Linked DNA regions of Homo sapiens: region 1 is linked to region 2. A link is a contact called in ENCODE Hi-C or POLR2A ChIA-PET data. All regions are on one chromosome and are shown on one strand. Each heading gives the region's core, a stretch centred on a gene start or an enhancer-like site at or near the end of the contact. The rest is flanking DNA. Distances are from core to core; before and after follow the strand shown.

The links. A loop is a pair of places that touch in the nucleus more often than their neighbours do. ChIA-PET counts read pairs that join two places held with the same protein, here RNA polymerase II (POLR2A). Pooled maps may share reads with other maps.
Region 1: a loop to region 2 is called in a pooled map, with 4 times the contacts of the local background. The contact joins two enhancer-like sites. A Hi-C loop is called at or near these places in 1 of 37 single-sample maps with no recorded cell type and 6 of 50 pooled maps. POLR2A ChIA-PET finds 5 or more read pairs at or near these places in 1 of 52 experiments (activated CD4-positive, alpha-beta T cell).

What each region holds. Positions count from the first base shown.
Region 1 is chr9:4,336,713-4,343,391 of GRCh38, forward strand. It overlaps a transcript of GLIS3 not described here. Among named protein-coding and RNA genes, the nearest start is that of GLIS3, 40 kb to the left of the region's middle. RefSeq lists an enhancer at 2,677-2,971. Within about 2 kb of position 2,824, at least 4 of the 41 ENCODE cell types and tissues checked have a DNase peak (open chromatin) inside an H3K27ac peak, as active enhancers do.
Region 2 is chr9:4,116,679-4,123,516 of GRCh38, forward strand. GLIS3 (GLIS family zinc finger 3) reads right to left here. Exons shown (of 11, transcript NM_001042413.2): 4 at 1,090-2,203. Among named protein-coding and RNA genes, the nearest start is that of GLIS3-AS2, 180 kb to the right of the region's middle. Within about 2 kb of position 2,092, at least 5 of the 41 ENCODE cell types and tissues checked have a DNase peak (open chromatin) inside an H3K27ac peak, as active enhancers do.

The DNA.
Region 1 (6,679 bases), core at 1,574-4,073, 220 kb after region 2:
TGCGATGTTCACTGCTCCAGAGCTCATGTCCCAAGTCCTATACAATTTGTATATTCCTTTAGTTGGCAAGTTTTTATGATAGTAGAGAGATGTTCATACTAATTACACTACAGATCTGCTAAAAAGATCTATGAAAAGAGGTCTACAAAGTTATCTGTCAATTCTACATGAATACTCATATATTCTGATAAGGAAGACACTAACTCACTAAATTCCAAGAGAAAAATAGATCAAGTAAATGGACAATTTCCAGAGGACAGAATATAAATGACTAATAAATATTTAAAAATCTAATATTACTAGTAAATGTTTTTAAATGCACTAAAATGAGATACTACTTTTAACCTATCAAATTAGGAAAAGAAAATACTCAGAGTTGGTAGTGTCATTGGCTTCTAGTGCACAAACAAATTGGTACAACTTTTCCCGAAAGTAATTTGGCAACACATAGAATCATTAAAAGTGCAAATCATTTAACCCCAAAACTCTCATTCTGGGACACAGTCCTGAGGAAATAATCAGAAGCTCAGAAAAATACTTTATCTACAAAGACCTTCACCAAAGTGTTAATTATTGTAACAAAGCTGGAAATAACATAAATGTCTAACAATCAGAAAATAGTTAATTAAATACAGCCATATGATTAGATAGTATGCAGCTATTAAAGTGATATGGTCAAAAAATTAATGACATAGGAAATGTTCATTTGAAAATAAAGATACAAAATCGTACGGACAGTATTTTCATACTTTTGATTTAAACGAATGAAGGCAATATTTTGCAATGATTCTGAACATTTCTATGTACTCTACAATGATGTATATTTCCTTTATAATCAAAAAAATATATCTAACAAACAAAAAGCTTCAGGCTCCTTCCGGTCATTTTTTCTGACATGCTGAGTTGGACAAGGGCCTCAAGCATCACTGAAGTAAAAGAACATGGAGGATCCCTTTGGGCCAATATCTGACTCATTCTACCATATCACAAGGCCAGACAAAAGCTGATTAATGTTCATAATAATGATCACAATAGTAGCATAATAGTAGAGGTGGTAGCAACCAGTTTTGTTTACTCAGTACCAGGCTCCACTATCCATCTTTCAGATATGTTGTATCATTTAATCCTCACAAAACTCTATGAGGCAACTATTACCCCCATTTGAAAGATGAAGAAACTGGGGTTCAAAGAGATGAAAATATTTGCCCCAAACCACACAGCTTATGTGACCAAGCAGGAGCTAGGACCCAGATCTGATTTCCCAGGATGGTTTGCTCTTTCTCTAATGTCTAACTGGTAAGATTGGCAAGGCTGTGTGTGTGTGTGTGTGTGTGTGTGTGTGTGTGTGTGTTTAGTTTTGAAATGCAAAAACTGTATTTGTCCATAGCATGACTTCTTTTCACAGGAGTCAGGACACCTGATTCTAATCCTATCGCTTCTCCTGACTAGACAAGTTTCCTTGAACAAGGCATATCCCATTGAGATTTTGCTGCTGCTATGTGTTGGCAGTGTTGGACTAGATGAGTTTCCTTTAAGCTTAGCTTGTTAAAACACAGCTTTCAGGTCTTTCTGTAGACCTACTGAATGAGACTTTCTGGTAACAAAATTATACGTATATATAGAGAGATAGATGGATTTCTATTATATATGTGTGTACACACACACACACACACACATACACACACACACACACACACAATTTTTTAAACAAGCTCCCTGGATTATTCTTATTCAGGATGAGAATTCAGCTCAGGACTGGTATTTGGGAGTCACCATACTAGACAACCTATGAGGTACTGTTCATATCTACTAGTCAATGACTGTATAGGGCCCCAAACTTGAAGTCAAGATGTGGCTACCACTGAATTTCAAATAGGTCTGGAAGAATCTAAAGGGCATGTGACTTGTTCACAGGCATTGTTCTGCATGAAGTTTGGGGACAGACCCAGGGAGAAAAAGGAACTGGGGGAAAATAGTGTAAGTACTGGAGATTGGTTCCTGTAGCCAGCCCCATGGGAGAAGGAGCTGCAAGTAGAAAGTAGAGGAACCAAAAATATAGCCTCATATTGTATCACCTAAGGAGCCTGGAAAAAGCACTGTTGCTTGGGTCCCAGCTCCAGAGATCCTTATTTAATTGGTTTGGGGTATGTGCCTGAGTCTTGGGATTTTTTTTAAAGCTCCCCAAGTGATTCCATTTTGAAGCTAAGATTGAGATTCTGCATTAACACACAAGGACACAAAGCCTTCAAAATGAGACGGCTTTATGTGTTACAGGCTTACCCTTAAAACTATGTTGAAAAGCGGCATTTCAAGGACCCTCCTGGTGAGTTCATGAAGCAAAATAATCATGTTCAAAACAATTGAGACTGTCCATACAACACTACCTCGATATGTTTGGGAGGATAAACTCAACACCTCAGTCATGATTTAGTGGCTTGGCTTATATATTTGGTGGCATAGATAGAATTCTGTCCCCAGGTGTGTAAGTCACATGAAGCCAGTCCTCAATGACTGGATTTGTCTTCTTCACTGAAGTGAATTGATCTGTTGTTTTGTCACTATGTAGCTAAAGCCAGTGGGAGGGTGCCAGTTATTTGGAGAAAATGTTTCATTTTGAAGTACCAAAGACAGCCGATGAATTGTGTTCATGAAATACATGCTTCACTCTACTTTTTAATTTGCTCCTGTTTAAGTTAACTGAGAGTTTCGTCTTTATTTTTAAAGAATGACATTTATATAGACGTTCAAACTGCCAATCTGTTACATAAACAGCCTTGTTTTTTGAAGGGCTGGCGCCGCCTAGAGGCCAAATAGGTGCAGAGGTTTGGATTGCTAACCGGAAAGAACCTCTCCAACCTGTTGCTTCTGGTCCTTCTGTGATCCGTCTCTGTTGTGTGTATTTAGGGTCAGGTAAAGCTAATCAGACTTTTCATTGAGCAAAGTTTCCCAAGCAAGGGTGGAGATGCCACAGTGACATTTCAAAGCCAGATAACAATGCAATGATGGGATTTGGGAAGTTTGGTACAAAAGAAGCTTCTCACTGGGATCAAAACGTGCCCAGAGAACCAGAAACTGTAGGGGGAGGGAAGGGGGAGGGGAGGGGAGGGGGAGGGGGGAGGGGGAGGGGAGGGGAGGGGGTAGGGGAGGGGTGGGGGAGGGGAGGGGGAGGGAAAGGAAAGGAAAGGAAAAGAAAAGAGACAGAAAGGTAAAGCAAGTTTTTGGTGGGTAGTTTCCTAGAGTGAACTTAAGAGCAAACATTCTCTCATTTGGTATTGACCAAGACACAAAGACTAGGGAGAAGTCAACATTTAATACCAGCTGACAAGCGGCTTTGCTTCTTGCTCATCAGTGAATTCACCATGTCCTCACGGCTTGGCTTAGCATGAGGTTGATATTCCCCTAGAATCTCTGGATCTATTCCCTTTTTCTACAGCCTTCTCCATACTTTTAATATTTTCTTTCTTACATGGCCAACTTTTAATTACCACAGGGGAACAGAGTTAGTATGTATTTTTTAAATCTCTGAATAATCCAAAACGTCTGTACCCAGATAGAAGTTTAGGAATTACAAATCAAATGAGAAAAAAAAAAAAAAGTATGTCATTTTCCTTTATTTGCCATGACTGATGTCATCTGACTTTTGAGCTGAATAGAAGTGAGGGGGTGGGGGAAAACTTCAACTTCCCAATTAAAAGGCAACTCAATTCCAGGATGAAACATTCTTTTATTTTGTCTTACCCAGTGTCTTTGGGGCAAATTCCTCATCTTTCAGGATGCATCCTCCATCCCTGTTCTCCTTGCCCGGATGGTTCCTGGGTCTAGGGTTAAGCTTCTGTGTATTTGTGGTGGCAGGACAGCAGGAATGAGGGAGTGAGGGTGATGGTCCATGTGCTCATCTCCACATCCACGCTATTAACCACCATGGACACTTGAACCTGGAGACCGTTGTCGGAACCAGATCCCACCTGATTCTTGTTTTTGTTTAATTTTTTTGGAGACAGAGTCTCGCTCTGTCACCCATCACCCAGGCTGGAGTTCAGTGGCACTATCTCAACTCACTGAACCTCCGCCTCCTGGGTTCAAGCAATTGTCCCTGCCTCAGCCACCCAAGTAGCTAGGATTATAGGTGTGGGTGACCCCTCCTGGCTAATTTTTGTATTATTAGTATAGATGGGGTTTCGCCATGTTGGCCAGGCTGGTCTCAAACACCTGCCTCGGCCTCCCAAAGTGCTGGGATTATAGGTGTGAGCCACCGTGCCTGGCCTCACCTGATATTTTAGCAACTCTGCAAACACCCACAACTGGCATCTGACATCCTTGAATAGCCTCTGGACTGCAAGTCTTTCTTCCCTCTAATCCAAATGATCTGTTATCTCTTCTGGTCCAATGGTATGCTTAGAACTTATGTGTTTCCTTTTTGGGGACAGACTTTCCTAGTTGCATTATCTGATCCACAGGCTTGTGCAATACTCTCTAGGACAAAACAAGACTGCTCTCTATCCATCTACTTCCACTTCTTCTTCAGCCATTTCCAACCTATCTGGCATCACTGGAGCTTAAAGCTCTCCTGGCTTGCACTCACACGAGTGAAAGATAAGCTCTATTACCCTGGGATTACACACTTGTAGTTATCAGGCAACATCTGACCCTGTTCAAATCAACTCTCCTTCTTCTCCAGGCTGATGTGCACACAGCTCATTGTGTGCTGGAGAAAAACTCACCATTGTGAAGACTTGTCTCATTTCACATTCAAGGTCACTGATCTCCAGTAGATCCTTAATGCTGCCCTATATCATTTTTTCTCCCACTCTCCTCCATGACTTATTTCCCTCATTCTCTTCTGTCCTCAGACCCCTAGCACTTCCTCACCTATACTCACTTCCATCCAATGCATCCAATCCAAGCTCATCCCATTTATTGATAATTTGAAAACCAATAGAAAAAGACCACAGTCTTACAACCAGTGCCTCTGGCCAGCTCTGATAACTGTGCCCAGGTACTCTGCCTTCCCTCCTATGAACAAGCAATCAGTTCTAAGGAAAATTCCTCCACTTCAGCATTAGATCCCATGGCCAACAAATGGGATCTCCGCTTTTTTTTCTGTCATCACCTTTTTCCCACGTTACTGATTAAATCTCATAACAGTTAAGCATACTACATGCTTGTTGACCACGTATATGTCTTCTTTTGAGAAGTATCTGTTCATGTCCTTTGCCCATCTTTTAATGGGGATGTATGTTTTTGCTTGTTAATTTGCTTAAGTTCCTTGTGGATTCTGGATATTAGACCTTTGTTGGATGCATACTTTGCAAATATTTTCTCCCATTCTGTAGTTTGTCTGTTTAATCTGTGGATAGTTTCTTTTGCTGTGCAGAGGCTCTTTAGTTTAATTAGGTCCCATTTGTCAATTTTTATTATTGCTTTTGGCACTTTTGTCATGAAATCTTTTGTCAAGGCCTATGTCCAGAATGGCATTTCCTAGGTTATCTTTCAGGGTTTTTATAGTTTTGGGTTTTACATTTAGGTCTTTAACCCATCTTGAGTTAATTTTTGTGTATGATGAAAGGAAGGGATCCAGGTTCAATCTTCTGCACGCGGCTAGCCAGTTATCCCAGCACCATTTATGGCCTGGTGCTTTCATCGCTTTCCCCATTGCCTGTTCTTGTTGATTTTGTCAAAGGTTGGGTGATTGTAGGTGTGTGGCTTTATTTCTGGGTTCTCTATTCTGTTCCATTGGTCTATGTGTCTGTGTACCACTACCATGCTATTTGGGTTACTGCGGTCTTGTAGTATAAAGTTGGGTAACGTGATCTCTCCAGTGCTTAGAATTCTAACTTTTTGCTTAGAATTGCTGTGGCTATTTCAGCTGTTTTTTTGGTTCCATATGAATACTATAATAGTTCTTTTCTAATTCTGTGAAGAATGTCATTGGTGGTTTAATAGGAATAGCATTAAATCTGTAAATTGCTTTGGGCAGTATGGCCATTTTAACAATATTGATTCTTCCAATCCATGAGCATGGCATGTTTTTGCATTTGTTTGTGTCATCTCTGATTTCAGCAGTGTTTTGTAATTCTCACTGTAGAGATCTTTTACCTCCCTGATTAGCTGTATTCATAGGTATTTTATTTTGTGTGTGTGGCTATTGTGAATGGGATTGTGTTCTTGATTTGGCTCTCAGCTTGGGCATTTTTGATTATAGAAATGCTACTGATTTTTGTACACTGGTTTTGTATCCTCAAACTTTGCTGAAGTTGTTTATCAGATCTAGGAGCTTTTGGGCATATGAAAAAATGTTTAACATTGATAATCATTAGAGAAAAGCAAATCAAAACCACAGTGAGGCCCAGGCATGGTGGCTCATGCCTACAATCCCAGCACTGTGGGAGGCCAAGGCAGGAGGATCACTTGAGCCCATGAATTTGAGACCAGCCTGGGCAACATAGCAAGACCTCATCTCTTCAAAAAAAAATTAAAAAATTAGTCAGGCACGGTGGCACACCCCTGTGGTCCCAGCTACTTGAAAGGCTGAGGTGGGAAGATTGCTTGAGCCCAGGAGTTCGAGGCTTCAGTAAGCTCTGATTGTGCCACTGCACTCCAGCATGGGCAACAGAGCTAGCACCTGTCTCAACAAAACAAAACAAAACAATGAGATACTATCTCACACCAGTCAGAATGG
Region 2 (6,838 bases), core at 842-3,341:
ACAGAAAGAAGGAACTCGGGCTGGGGAACCACAGTACAAATAAATTTCTGTTTAAATTGATTTATATATTTCACATATTTAGTACCAGCACCATACTCAATATCCAGGGAATATATAGAAATCTTAGACTTTAAATGAAATATTTCTGTCCATCTAAACTAATATAAAACACATGTTCTTCTTTTTCCAATACTTAAGTGAGCTGTCTGAGATTGTGCAAAGCCATCCTGTGATCCCAAGGGTGATGCCCTGTTTATAAACCCTGAGGGTTTCTGTGAGGTGTGAAATTGTTGTGAAACCATTTAAGAATCGTATTATTCAAAAATAGTAAATTTTGCCAAGAAACAGAGAGAGTTCCAGGATGGATGCTGTGAAAGGCAGAGGCGAGGAAGAAAGAGACATCAGGCCCACTTCCCTCAGCACCAAAGGCTTCCCTGCTCTTTCTCCTCATATCTCTCTACAAAATTACCTCTTAAAATTAGTTAGGATCCTGTGAGATTCTGCTCCTGTGTATCCCCTGGGTGATTTTATGCCGACTATAAATCATTAGCTAGTCTCTCAACCCTGGAAGGTACAGAGCGCAGGCATGTGGATGCATGCCGAAACACTTTTACTAGCCAAGTTGCTAAGTGGTGAGTTCCTTTTCAAATATCAAAACCACTCTTCTCTCCATCCCAATTCTAGCCCGGTTATTGGAGGGAAGAAAAAGTCACTGCATATTTGCTTTGGAAAAGAACTAAAGCTTGCTGATGTGCAATCTGTGTCCTTCTGCTCTTGCACATCCATACACATTAAGGAAATTCAAAGTTGGTACCTGGCTGGCATCTCCTTTCCAAGATTTTACAGAGTGTGGCAGACTGATCACCTGCTGGGATGGATCGTGTACCTTTGCAGAAGGAAATATAGCAATGGAGAGCCACTAACCATGAAAGAAATCTTCCCCTTCCTCAAGCTGAAGGGGAACCCCATCTCATGGATACCTAGACCCCCACGCATGCAAACTCCATGGGCCGAGTTAGGAAAAAACACACGTACGCAAAGCAAGCCGGGCCTTCAAGAGAGGTCACCCCTTGCGCTTCGGAAACTCACCGTACACTTGTTGGGCTTCTCCCCAGAGTGGACTCTCATGTGGATCAGCAGTTTATAGCGGGCGTTGAAGGGCTTGTATCTTCGAGGGCAACCGGCCCAGAAGCAAGTGAAGTCCTCCCCTTTGCGCTGGTCGATGTGGACCTTCTCGATGTGCCGCACGAGCTCCTCCTGCTGGTCGTACAGGGCGCTGCAGTCGATCCAGCGGCAGCAATGCTTGCCCCCGATGCCGTCCATCTCCCCGTCGTCGTCCAGGGTGGCCTGGGGCAAGGCCAGCTGCTGGGCGTGGGGCCCGAGCTCCGGGTGGTGAAGGTGCGCATGGGCATGGTAAGGGGGTGGGGGGCCTGGGGGCGGCGGCAGAGGAGGGAGCGGAGGCGCGGGGGGTAGGTCTACGGTGCTGCCCGGGAACTCCTCCAGGCGTTCGGTCTTGAACAGGCCGGCCGACTGGCTGTCGGGGCCCGGCAGGCCATGCTGCACCACCATGTGGTTGACCAGGCCTGGCTGCAGGCCGCCGTGCTCCAGCTGTTGCATGCGCTCGTGCTCCAGGGCCCCGTCCTCGCCGTAGGCCGGCAGCGCCAGGCCTCCAGGGGCCACCAGCACGCCCTTCTGGCTGCCGGGCACCGGGCGCGGCTGGGGAATGCAGCTGCCGCGCACGCCCAGGAAATGCCCGTAGACCTCCGGCTGCGGGGACAGGTTGGCCGGCGAAGCCCTCGACCCGTTGATGTAGGCCACCAAGGACGTGGGCGACGTGCGGATGATGGTATTGAAATCTATCCCGATGCCATCGGACAGCGGGGACAAGGACAGCGCTCTCTTCTTGGAGCGGGCCGAGTGGGACCTGGTGGATGAGTGCCGAGGACTAGGGTAAGGAGAGTGGCTACTTTCCGTGCCAAAAAGGTAGGATGGTAATGAGTTAGAGACACTATTGCTGGACATGGATGTCCCGGGAGGAAGGCTAAGGAGATCCCCTAGATCAAGGCCATTCTGAGAGCCGTGGTTGGAGAGCGAAGGGAGGGCCCTGTAGCCCTGGGACCACTCCTGCTTCATGCTTGAGGCCGACTGACTTTCCGTCAGACTCAAGGTCGTGGACGCCAAAGACTCACGCGAAATAAGGGACCTGGAACAGCAGCCAGAAAGGAAGAAAAAAAAAAGATAAACATTTTAGCAGGATACGGATTGCTTAAGAGCTAAAAGAACACTGCATTGACAATCCCTTAAGTATTTCCCCTAATTACATTCTGTGCTAAACACACATTCTTGGGCTAAGATAAAATCCAAGGCTTCCAGTTCCAGGTAAATAACATTTTACCAAGAAGAACAATAAAACCTAATGCTCACTGAAATAATGTAACAAAAGATCTATTGTTATAAATAATCTTAATACTTGAGTAATAAATAGTCCTTGCTTTATTTTTAAATAACTTTTTCAATATGGGGGAAAAAGGATAGAGACCTGGGAAAAATTACTGATACCTGTCAAAGCCAACCAAATAAGTATTTGTTGAGCACCTACTATGTGCAGCATGTTATGACAGGCTTTGCAGAATCTCAGCCTTCAAGTAAAATCTATTTGGGAAAGTAACATATAAACTCATGCTTTATTTGAAAAAAAGTAAATCCTCAAAGTCAAAGGGTTGTCCAGGGGACTTAATAATTTCACAATTTAGTTTCACTGATATTAAGGAATTACTCTGATTTTTTTAAAGATAGTAATTCACATTGCCAGTAATTAGTTACATCAAATCACCCCAGAAAATGAAAACAATATAAAAAGCAGCTATAATATATAAGGGAGTAACAAACTGATAACAAGTCATATCTGGAATTATGCATTAGAGCCATTCGGGATTTAATCACACTTGCTAGTTGGGTTTTCTGTGAACTCTCGTCCTTAAATCCAAGCAGCTTTGGGCCAAGAGCAGATCGTTCACTTTCTGTAATTGACTTTTGCAACAATTCCTCTCCTATTCTTCTTACCCTTTACAAACACACCCTATGTCTCACAATATATTATCTGCATATCAAAATGGTTCATAATGTAGCTCTGGTCACTTTAAAATTCATTTTGCTTTACTGTGACATTGTTGCCTTGAAAATAAAAATCACTTCTTGATCTTTTGGCTAACTTTAAGTGTGAAAATAATTGAGAAGAAAAGATACGTCCCTTGGAAGGAAAATTTGCCACAGAGGCAAGACATAACACGCTGTATTTCTTGACTCAGACATGGTGTGTATCAGAAGAACCTGGCTTATTATATGTACCTGCATTGACTTTCTACTGAAGTCTTTTTTACTGACAAAAAATTAATCACAACAAAACGTTATATAAAACGTGTCTTCTCAAAATGAACACATTGTTTCCAGCTGTTAAACATCAACCTGTCTCAAAGGAACTGAGGTAAAAGAAGCATTTTCATCCCACCTGTTCATCTTACTCTGTTTCACAAAATGGAGGCCACAAACACCATTTCATACAAGCATATGATATTAGCAAGAAAAACATCTCAGCTCCAAAATGCACAGTACAAGGTGATAACACCATCATCAACGAGATGTTACCATCGAGTGAAGTAATGTTTACCAAAGACAAACACAGCAGGAATTTACATCCAGTTGCCCTTGACATAGATTTTCCTCTTGGTCCACATCCTTAAATTCGGGTTGTAGTCTTTTTGCAACCTCCACAGTGGTTCTGGAACCATCTAGTTTTTAATTCCCCACGGACACTTTTCAATTATTTTCCCAGCACACTTGCAGCATGTGGCTCTTCCTGCAGAGCTCAGCTGAAGGCTCCTGGTGATTGGATGTCAAGGGCCTTTTGGTCTCTTCCCCAGCAAGATCGAGGAATTGCTTTCGGACCCAAACTAAATTAGTAGTCCTATCGTATATGAGACAGAGACAACTGACTGCTTTACACCCGCAGGTTGAGAAGGTTCATAGAACATAAAGAACCAGAGCTTTGGCAGAGCTACATGCCTGAATGGATGCACATTCTCAGGTGCTACAATTGCCTGTCACTGTCATACTGGAGCATATTAGATTGTTAAGTCATGACTAACAGACAGAAGTATGTTATCCACCTATATATACTTTGCTTATAAAATTGTATTATTTGGTTTCAGGGCAGCCTATAGTGAAACGTTCATTTGCTCCACTGTTGAGAGATGATTCTTATTTCTCTCAAATTATACTTAAATATGGCTCAATCAAAATCTGCACATAAAGCCATGCAGGCACATTATATAACTTTTTGGGCATCTGAGTTTTCTAAGACAATTATATATTTTTCAGAAAGCAAATTCTATATTCTATTCATTAAAGTATTAATATGAACAGAGAACTCTCTTCTATCTCAAACACCTAATGAGAACAAAACTTCCCCAAATGGCCTTTGCCTAGCAGCCAGTCTTCCTCCTGTGTGATTACTCAGATCTTTTAATCTTTCAAAGCTCTAATCCATGACATCTCTCCCCAGTACACTAGCTCCCAGTGGAAGTTCTCTTCCCAAAGAAGTTATATACTGTCTGCAATGTGTCTTAAATGTAGTTAACTTCAGGCATCTGTGGGTGTTATATTCTTCAATAAATTTCAAAGTCTTTTAACAGAAGGGATCATTTTTATCTTCCCAGTGCCTGCCAGAATGTAAGATACATACTAAGTACTCAAAAAACTGTTGATTAGGAAAGTAAATAAGTAATCAATATAGTGACAACAGAACATTATTTATGGCACTCACAAAGCATTTTCCCTATATATGATCTCATTTGATACAACCTGTCAGTTAAGTAAACTGGATTTTAAAAATAACTTCTATTTTACAAAGAATAAAACAGGGTTTGGGAAATTTCTCCCAGTGACACACACACACACACACACACACACACACACACACACACACCCCAAAGTTCTTAGAGAAATACAAGTGAAGCTGTGCTTGATAGGCAGTGACCTACTGGATCATACACATTCTCTATTGTTTTCTTTACATTGTATCCCACATGTCACCCACAATGCTCTGCTTAATTGAAAGACCTGGTATAACAGGCTTAAAGTCACACAAGCTACGATGGGCACCCAAATTTTCTGTTCTTCCTGCAATAATATGTTGAATGAATGTGAATGGTTCCAAAGGATTCTGGCCTCTAACTCCTGCTGCTACCCACACGAGGCCCACAGCAAAGAAAGTGACAGCTGTATCATTATTTGAGAGCAATCTCCATTTCCATATGCTCATCTGATCCTACTGATATTACTTCTGGTGATTGGTTAATTTGGAACTATATGTAAAAGGAAAGGAGATATATCTTGAACAAAATAAAACTAATAGGAAAACTCAGAAACCATCAGCAAAAATGATTAGGGTGGCTGGTTAACCAAGAACTCAGTAACTTGTATGGGGCCATAAGAGCATGAGAGGCATGATGACCATGTTAGATGTTTGCTTCAATGTCAAGCTCAAAAGAAGTTCTAATACATCACATGGAGAATTCCTCAAAAGAAAAAATATATTCCCTATATATGTAGATCATGAAAAAGACGGCCAGTCCTAGTCTATCTGGAAATTCGTGTCTATGTGCCTCAGCAAATCCCCTAAAAGAATTAGTACTGTATCTAAAGACAGGATGGCTTTATAAACTGTTACAATTTACAGAGAGCCTGGAGTGCATCCTCAACCCCCTTAGCCTTCTCTGACCTTTGTGGATATACTCTCAAAGGAAACCATCACCAAGAATTTCTGATTTAGGAAATAAAAATCTAAATACAGTGCCTTTTTGGATCTGGAATGACATTCGGTGATGGCTGAACTTTGTCACTGACAAGCTAAGCACTTGGACTTTCTGTGTCCTGGTTCCATCGGGTCTTAAACAGAAATATTTGCAGGTAGTTTATGAAAATTCAATCATAAAATGCAGGATTACAATGCATGTGAAAACACTAGAAAAGCTAAGTATGCTACCAAAGCCATGCAGGTGGCATCTGAGTAGAATGTTTCTTCTACTACTCAATGTTTGTTAGACTGCTCTATGAAACTGCTGTATGATGTTACTGTATCAGCACCTCAGCCTTGTCATTTTAGGGGAAATATATACAATGGCCTCTGTATTCGAGTTTTGGCAAGGCCTAAATCGAGAATGACTCCTGGATCTTCAAGACGGTAAGGTATAGTTTGCATTTATCATTAAGCACAGGTAATCAGAAATGGTTGGGAAATTAATCTAGGCAAATATATAGCCTTAAGGCAGGATTCTTATTATTGGATTAAATAGAATCCAACAAAGCTAAGGAAAAAGAGCTTTTCCCCAAGATGAGCACACCCAAAAAACATACCCAAAGGAGGTCAAAAGAAAAAATACAAACAGCCAATAAATCTATGAAACTTCATAGATTTATTTATGAAAACTTTAATATTGTCAATAATTAAGAATGCAAATTAAGATAAAATAACATTTTACAGATCAAACTGGCAAAGTTTCTAAACTAGTAAAAGTTCTAAAAATAATAATACCTAGTAATGAATGGTGTATTAGAAAACAGGCACTCTCTTGGACTGCTGGTTAGTTTATAAATTGCTAGTGAGTTCCTGCAGTACAGTTTGAGAATATGTATAAAAAGCCTCAAAACTCTTTTAACACAACAAATTTTACTTTTAAGAATTTATTCTAATAATCAGAATTGTGCAACAAAAGATGTACAGAGCTGATCCAATAAAGCATTATTTATAATTTTTAAAGAATGGGAAACAACTAAGTGC